Regions from separate parts of the Homo sapiens genome. Here all the other regions are linked to region 3. A link is an interaction called in ENCODE POLR2A ChIA-PET data of the cell type or tissue named here. Cell type or tissue: CD4-positive, alpha-beta T cell. All regions are shown on one strand. Region 1 overlaps RASA2 (RAS p21 protein activator 2). Region 2 overlaps RASA2 (RAS p21 protein activator 2). Region 3 overlaps RASA2 (RAS p21 protein activator 2).

Region 1 (2,500 bases), 54 kb after region 3:
TCTTATTCTGAACTGTTTATAATATTTTCTTACCTTTGTAAATTTTAGATACTATATTGTAAATGCTTTATATGTCACATATAAATAAAATATCAAATTCCTTATTGAGGTTATTTTCAACATTTGTTTTCTGCCCATCCATGATTTATGATATGAAATTGCTTACTTACAGATTGGAAGAACAGTGCTATGCTAGGTAATTAGAAAAATAATATTTCCAAATATATGTAATGAATAACCTATATTTAATAATATTACTTAAGTTTTGCAGAAAACTCAATTTTTAACTGTTTTATATTTAAAAATTAAGAGTACTGATGATTTCTGTAGGGTGCACTTCTGGTTTATGGGCATCCGTGTTTTGGTTTGTGGGTATTCTTATCGTTTCATAAGTTTTTTATAAGTCAGTACTGCATTTTCCTCTGCTTTTTTTTATACCTCATAAAATAGAAAATTGGATTTCTGTCATTAAGGTTTCTCATAATTGGTGTTTATGTGAGATAAATGTGGTATTACAAGGACAGTAATATTGTATTTGGGGGCACAGTGGGAATGTAGAAGGGCACTGGACTTCAGTAACAAAATTAAAAAGTAGAAGTTGAGTCTTGGCCAGCTTCTTACAAGTTACGCTACCTCTTTGAGCCTTACCTTGTAACTTCCTCACATAACCTGTGAGCCTTACTTCTTTTAAATGGCATAATTCTCTTCTCAAAGGCAGTTGTGAGAATTAGGTGCATTTTGTGAAAGTGCATAGTAAACTGCAAATGCCGTGTCAGATATCATTTTGAGGTTTAGCCTGAGAAGGGTAAGTTTTAAGCAGTATGTACAGTGGGAAAATCTGACTGTACCTCAACCCAACATTAAAACCCAGAATTATCTTGGCTTGTGTTTTCTTTGGCTAGTTTCAAAATTTCTTTCTTTATTTTTTTATGCTCAGCTATAATAGAAATGAGTCGTATTATCATTTCTGTCTTTACTCTGCAGTATACCAATAGCACTTCACTCACATCTGTGACCTGTGGGTTGTGGAGAGAAATAAGGATGTACTCAACAGCTTGCATCTTTCAACAAAGAATACTTTTCAGCAACACTCATGAGTTTCTCTTAGGCATTAGAAAATGCAGACCCTTAGACATTAAACTAAACTCATAAACTCAGTAATATTTAGTGAGAAAATTGGAGGAACAAATCACTAAAGTTAGATTCTGTGTTCTCTGTAAATGCCAACAACTGTGAGCCATGGAGTAGATTAGATGACCTTGGTTTTTATGGTCTAAAACATTTTCTACAGAATGGTGCTTACTGAGGAGCTGTTTACTGAGAATTGGAATAAAAGGCTGCAGAATTGTGTGAAGCTTGCCCTATATTTATGAATCAGATTTTTAAGTGGAAGCTGCAGTTGTTTCCTTGTTTGTCATTCATGCTTTAGCAGAGGATATGATGCCATAGAGCTGGCTTGGTTTGTAGCTTCTCATTTAGGGTTTGCACCACTTTCTTTTCCTTTTTAGAGGCCACAGCAGTTTTGATGTATTATCAAACCGCAAAATGTACCTTGTTGGGTATTTAGCAGAAGGAAATGTGTTGACTGTTACACATCCCTTATCTACAGTGCTTGAGACTGTTTTGAATTTCTTATTCTTATTTTTTTTTTGAGTATTTGCATTATATATACTTGCCCATTAAGCATCCCAAATCCAAAAAGCCCAAATTTGAAATGCTGCAGTGAGCATTTCCTTGGAGCATCATGTCAGTGCTCAGAAAGTTTTGAATTTTGGAGGACTTTGGATTTTTGAATTTGGAATGCTCAGTCTGTGTTTGATAGTTTCATTAGTGATTGTGGCATTCCTGTTTAGTCTCATTTTGAAAATACAGCATAAATTTAAAAATGCATACATACATATGTCCATACATATTACTACCTATTCCATATAGGTAGTATATAGCCATACAACTGCAGACACATGGAAAACAATTCTTAACCTTTTGAATGTATTAGTTTGTGTTTAAAGATAATGTTTTATCTTGTTTAACTGGAATCTAATATGTTAAATCTCTTTTATTCTACCTTAGCATCAAGGCATGCCATGGGTTGCCTCTCATAAATGGCCAAAGCTGTGACCCTTATGCAACAGTTTCTCTAGTGGGCCCTTCTAGGTAATATTTATTGAATTATTATTAGGTTTTAAAGTTTTGATGTTTGATTTAAAAATTTAAAAAGTAAGATTCTACGAGCAAATGATAAATAGCTATTTATAACACACAGTAATAAATGCTTTGAAAGAAAAATCTTTAGTGAGTTCTATTATACACTTGTCAATAACAAAGCCCTCTTTTTACAGACAGAAATTGGTACCCCATTTTAAATCTGCCATGCTCTTAGGCTTTAAGGAACAACTTCAGTTTTATACTAGTACAATGTAGTACTTTAAAACATAAACTTGACTTTTCATGCATCAGCATTCCTACTTTTCAAATATCCTGAATTTTATGCATGTAAAAT
Region 2 (2,500 bases), 60 kb after region 3:
GGCTTGTGTAAGGAAATAATGGAAACTAAGATTAGAAAGGTAGAGTAAGACCAGCTGATGAAAGGCCTTGAGTGCCTAGTTATGGTGCTTAAGTAAATGATTTTGAGCCTATAAGTTATGAGTAAAACAGTGTTTGGGAAGGAATTAACTATGATCTGAGGTCCAGGTGGCTTAGGGAGAAAGAACAAAGCTGGGGAGACTGTTGTACTTTAGGTGTAAGAAAAATGGGGAGGGGATGGGGTATCTTTCAAGAGAGTGCTATGGAAATAGAGAGGAAGAGGCAGATAAAAGAGAGAATGCAAAGGGCAAGGTAACAAATTGGTTATAGAAAAAAAGAGAAAGGAAGTAGTTGAATGCTGCCCCCAAGGTTCCAAATCTGGAAAAATAGAAGAGTAGGGAAGAAGGAAAATAAAAGTGGCTTAGTTTGGAGCATAATTAGCTTGAGGGCTGACATTTTAAATCCTCCAGTAGGGAGTTTATGACTGAAACTTAATATGAGTGATAGTTATTGACCAACACTCAAGGTTTGTTTATATAAACAGCCAAGAAAGCCAAGAGAATAGAGGTATACAATACAGGAGAAAAGTGAAGAAACTAATTTCTGCGACTCAAGTATTTAACTTTCAGCATGTCATTTAATTTCTGTACTTCAGCTTCCTCATTTTTAAGTGAGGGTAATAAATCTAGCCCTGTCCGCCTCTGAGCAGCGTTCTGATGAACAAAGGAGATAATGCATGTGAAAGCACTTTGTAGATTGTACAGCACTGTGCAGCTCCAAGTTGTTTTTAGTGCAAAATAAAACATAAAATTTTGAAGAATAATTTATCTATAGATTCTGAAAAAGAAACAAAGACAGCAGCATAAGGTTGCCAAGGTAGTGCCCAGGTAAATTCTATAGAGTGTTTCTGGGAAAGGAGATACAGTTGTATGATCACTAAATTAAATAGGAGATCAAGGGAGGTAAGAACTGAGAATTTATCGTCAGATGTGGTGATGAAGAGAGATTTTAGGAGAGTGATCTGTGAGGAAGCCAAGATTATAAGGAGTTACTATAGTGAGTGGGTGGTGAGGAAGTACAAGCTGTAAGGATGGATTGCAGTTTTCAGATTTGTCTAAGAAAGGAAAGAGATAGGAAGACCATAATTTAAGGGGAGAATTTTTCTTAGACTTGAGTGAGATGAACAAGCTGGTATTATTTTGATTTTTTTTTTACACTACCTTATTCTTTTCTGCTACTTCCATAGTTGCTTTTATATTCAGCTATTGAGTAAAATATTACTTGGACATTTTCCTCTGCTTTTATCCACAATTGAATATTTTGCAGATGATCATTTTTAAGCTGTAGGAAAAATGTATTTTTTTAAAAAAAATTTTTACTAAAATATTTTGTTTACAGGTAACCAGATCCAGTAGTTACACCAGAAAGTCCCAGTTCCAGGTAGAAGAGGAGGACATTGAAAAGCTAGAAATCAGGTATGTGCCTTGGGGTTTTACAGAATTGCTTTTTTGTATACCAAAAGAAAATCCTAGATTCAACCAAAAAAAGTAAACCAACTTTAATAGAATTCTCTATAGCAAGTTGGTTGATGAAACTTAGAGGAATATGCAACTAATTTAAATCCAGATTATCTTTCCAAAGTCTGATTTGTTTGCAGAAATAGTCAAAGTGTATTAATTTTATAAACAAAGATGATCTAATTTTCATCTGTTTTATTGTATTGATTTTTAATTTTTCCCAAATTGTTCCTTACATTTCTGGATTATAGTGTAATGGATGGAAAGGAAGTTATATCTCAGCCAATTTAGAAATTTTTTTTTATTCTTCTTAACATATCTGCTGTCTAACAGAAATTTCAGTGAGGTAAGAAGATAATTCAACAGGTGCATGTGTTTGAAGTTTGTGCTGTTTCCTGGGTCTTAAATATCTATGCCCTTTGCGAAGGAAAAATCTTATAAATGCATGTGTAGGTGTGATGTTAACAGTGTGTTCATCTAGATGGTATATTAATCATGTGTTTGGAGTGATCAGGTAATGTATTTTTCTAATTTTTCTATATATATATTAATTGGTGGTAATCTAGAGAGAAACTGTAGTCTTATTGTAGTTTCTTTCTGTAGTCCTTATTGCTATAGGTTAAAATAAAGCCTCGACTTTCAAACTAAGACAGTTTAAGTGCCTTCTTTCAGACTATTTAAAATTACTTTCTGTGCTTTTTAAATAAAAGCTGCTGTAGTATTTTGCTTCTCTAGTCTGGATAGTGAGGTATGTATATGGTGTTGCTAACATCTTTTAAGCATGTAAAATTAATGCTGTAATACAGATCAAAGTAATTTGAAGCTGTTTTGTGGTGTGAACTCTCTTAAACATTGTTTGCAAAACATAAAGCCAGTTTTCAATTTTCAGGATCGACTTGTGGAACAATGGAAACCTAGTCCAAGATGTTTTCCTAGGTGAGATTAAGGTTCCTGTGAACGTATTAAGAACTGATTCCTCTCATCA
Region 3 (2,500 bases):
CGAAAAAAAAAAAAAAATGCCAGGCATAGTGGTGTGTGTCTTCAGCCCTAGCTATTAATACTTGGAATGCTGAGGCCAGAGAATCACTTGAGCCCAGGAGGTTGAGGCTGCGGTGAGCTGAGGTCGCACCACTGCACTCCAGCCTGGGTGACAAAGTGAGACCCTGTCTCAAAAAAAAAAAAAAAGTAGAAATAATACAGCAAATTCTTATATACTTTGCCTGTTTGACTAATTGTTTATGTTAGAAAAACTTTTTAAAATTTTAATACATTGTTTCAGAGAAATGTGGTAAAAAGGGTCTGAAAATTTTGGATCCTTTAAAATATGACATTTGTGTGAGTGGTACAGAATTTTAGTTTTGAATTTTACAGTTTTATATAAAATATTCTTGGTAGATGGGGTGAACTAATGTTTATTGAGTATTTCCTGGTTTCCAGATGTTGTGTTAGGATACTTTGCAAAATATTTCATGTAATCCAATTTCATGAAGAAGATTGTTATTCCTATTTTAGAGAAGAAGCAACAGACAGAGGTTATTTGCTCAGGATTGTAAGGGAGCAGAGCCAAGTTTTCAGAAAGTCTTTATGTTACCAAAGCCCACATCCCTTTCTCTACAAAGCTGCCTGTGAGATGATATATTGGAAGGAATTGATGAATACATTTATGTTGTCAAGAAGTTGATAATTACTCCTAAATTGGCTATGGTCTAATGTAGTGGATATTCAATAAAATTATGATGTTTGAATGCCATAAGAATTTATCTTCTGGCCTGTTTTGGGGGTTCATGAATGTAATTATTTTAGCTGCCTAACTGCTTATGTGGGTTTGTATGTACTTTTGAGTGGTTCTTGGATATGTGTACACACATACATACACACACACAGATATACACATACACACCTTTATATGCTCATGGGTGTAACTTCTTTATGTGTCTAGGTGTCTTTTTTTTGTGGAGGGGGGGCGAAGATCAATATGAATCCTATTTTGGCCCCCTGGATGCTGTCACCAGAAATAACAGCCATATCCCATATATAGCCTGTCCATGTAGCCCTGAGTTCTGCCAGCACCTGGCTTTTTGCCTTCCTTTTGTTTGTCATACCAGGCTCTCTTGGTCACCTTGGTAGCCTTGCTAAGCTTCTTGTAGCTATAGGTACCATTGGCTTAGCCCAGAAGAGATTCCTGCCATATGTACTTCAGAGTTTGGTTTGCCACTTGAGGAAGGGGTCTGTAGGGAGCTTGTAGATCAGCACACATTCAAAACTGAAACCGGAAGTGGGCAAGGCAAACCACAGGAAGATCCTGCCCGCAACTTGGTGACGTATCTATATAACCCATAGACACTTCCTGGCAATACCTTGTGAAACTTGCCTTTTCGTGTATAGTAGTTTCCTAACTTCTTGTTCTAGATTAAGCTTCAGTGAAAAGTGATTAATATGATAGCAGTGTAGATAACTGTATGATAGTTATTGTGCACATGACTTCCATGCAGCAACTAGCCCCGATTATGTTCTGTAGACTTTATCACTGAGGAGTTGCAGTGGTATTTATGCGTTTACTTTGACTTTGTCTTGTCACTAGCCATTGTCTTACTTATGTGTAATTGTACTTATATATAGTTCAGGTTTTATACCCACAAAAACCCTTGTGATATAATACCACTATACAGGATTGCCTTATTTATGTGGAATTGTACTTATATATAGTTCAGGTTTTATAGCCACACACACACACACGAAAAAACAGTTCTTTGCTTCACTGAGTCTCGGCTAGCCACCCAAACTGTGTCATATTCCTAGAGTCCTGTGCCCACTCAAGTGTTTGCTCACTGGTACTACCTCATTTTATCATAGTGCCTTGTTCTTAGGCAGAACCAGATTTCTGGTAGGAGTTATTTAATGTGTTGATTTTTTTTTTGAGACGGAGTCTCCCTCTGTCACCAGGCTGGAGTGCAGTGGTGCGATCTCAGCTCACTGCAACCTCCACCTCCCAGGTTCGACAATTCTCCTGCCTCAGCCTCCCGATTAGCTGGGACTGCAGGTGCACGCCACCACATCCAGCTAATTTTTGTGTTTTTAGTAGAGGCGGCATTTCGCCATGTTAGCCAGGATGGTCTCGATCTCCTGACCCGCCCACCTCGGCCTCCCAAAGTGCTGGGATTACAGGCATGAGCCACCGTGCCTGGCCAATGTGTTGTTTTTTTAAAGATTACCAATCGAGTGGGATTATAGACTCTTGGATTATTTTACAGATACAAGTCATTTGCCAGGAGTGAGGAAAATTGCTTGACAACTGAGTTATCTCACCATGTTAATTTATGCATTGGAAAACTCTGCTTAGTGGTAGATATTCCAGCAGTCACCATATGCCTATTGGTACTATTTCTCATTCTCTGTCTGATTAATGTCACAAATGTGTAACTTTCCAGTGGTGTTTTCAAGATGACAGTTAAGGAGCCACTAAGGAAGGAAATAACAGCTACATAACTTTTTTCTTTTCA

The links. ChIA-PET counts read pairs that join two places held together with the same protein. Peaks named below come from ENCODE experiments on the same cell type or tissue, not always from the same donor. Only the 100,000 strongest peaks of a DNase experiment are listed, where the experiment ranks them.
Region 1: POLR2A ChIA-PET joins it to region 3 with 28 read pairs; 14 of 35 experiments call an interaction of 5 or more read pairs at or near these places.
Region 2: POLR2A ChIA-PET joins it to region 3 with 15 read pairs; 14 of 35 experiments call an interaction of 5 or more read pairs at or near these places.

What each region holds. Positions count from the first base shown.
Region 1 is chr3:141,551,787-141,554,286 of GRCh38, forward strand. It overlaps RASA2 (RAS p21 protein activator 2), which reads left to right. Exons shown (of 24, transcript NM_006506.5): 6 at 2,071-2,154. Among named protein-coding and RNA genes, the nearest start is that of RASA2-IT1, 28 kb to the left of the region's middle. In CD4-positive, alpha-beta T cell, no CTCF peak of the experiment used is centred here; a DNase peak (open chromatin) is centred at 1,495; H3K27ac peaks cover 634 bases.
Region 2 is chr3:141,557,490-141,559,989 of GRCh38, forward strand. It overlaps RASA2 (RAS p21 protein activator 2), which reads left to right. Exons shown (of 24, transcript NM_006506.5): 8 at 1,397-1,473; 9 at 2,405-2,500. Among named protein-coding and RNA genes, the nearest start is that of RASA2-IT1, 34 kb to the left of the region's middle. In CD4-positive, alpha-beta T cell, no CTCF peak of the experiment used is centred here; no DNase peak of the experiment used is centred here.
Region 3 is chr3:141,497,702-141,500,201 of GRCh38, forward strand. The region is part of intron 1 of RASA2 (RAS p21 protein activator 2); the gene reads left to right. Among named protein-coding and RNA genes, the nearest start is that of RASA2, 12 kb to the left of the region's middle. In CD4-positive, alpha-beta T cell, no CTCF peak of the experiment used is centred here; DNase peaks (open chromatin) are centred at 1,300 and 1,740; H3K4me3 peaks cover 1,582 bases; H3K27ac peaks cover 2,435 bases.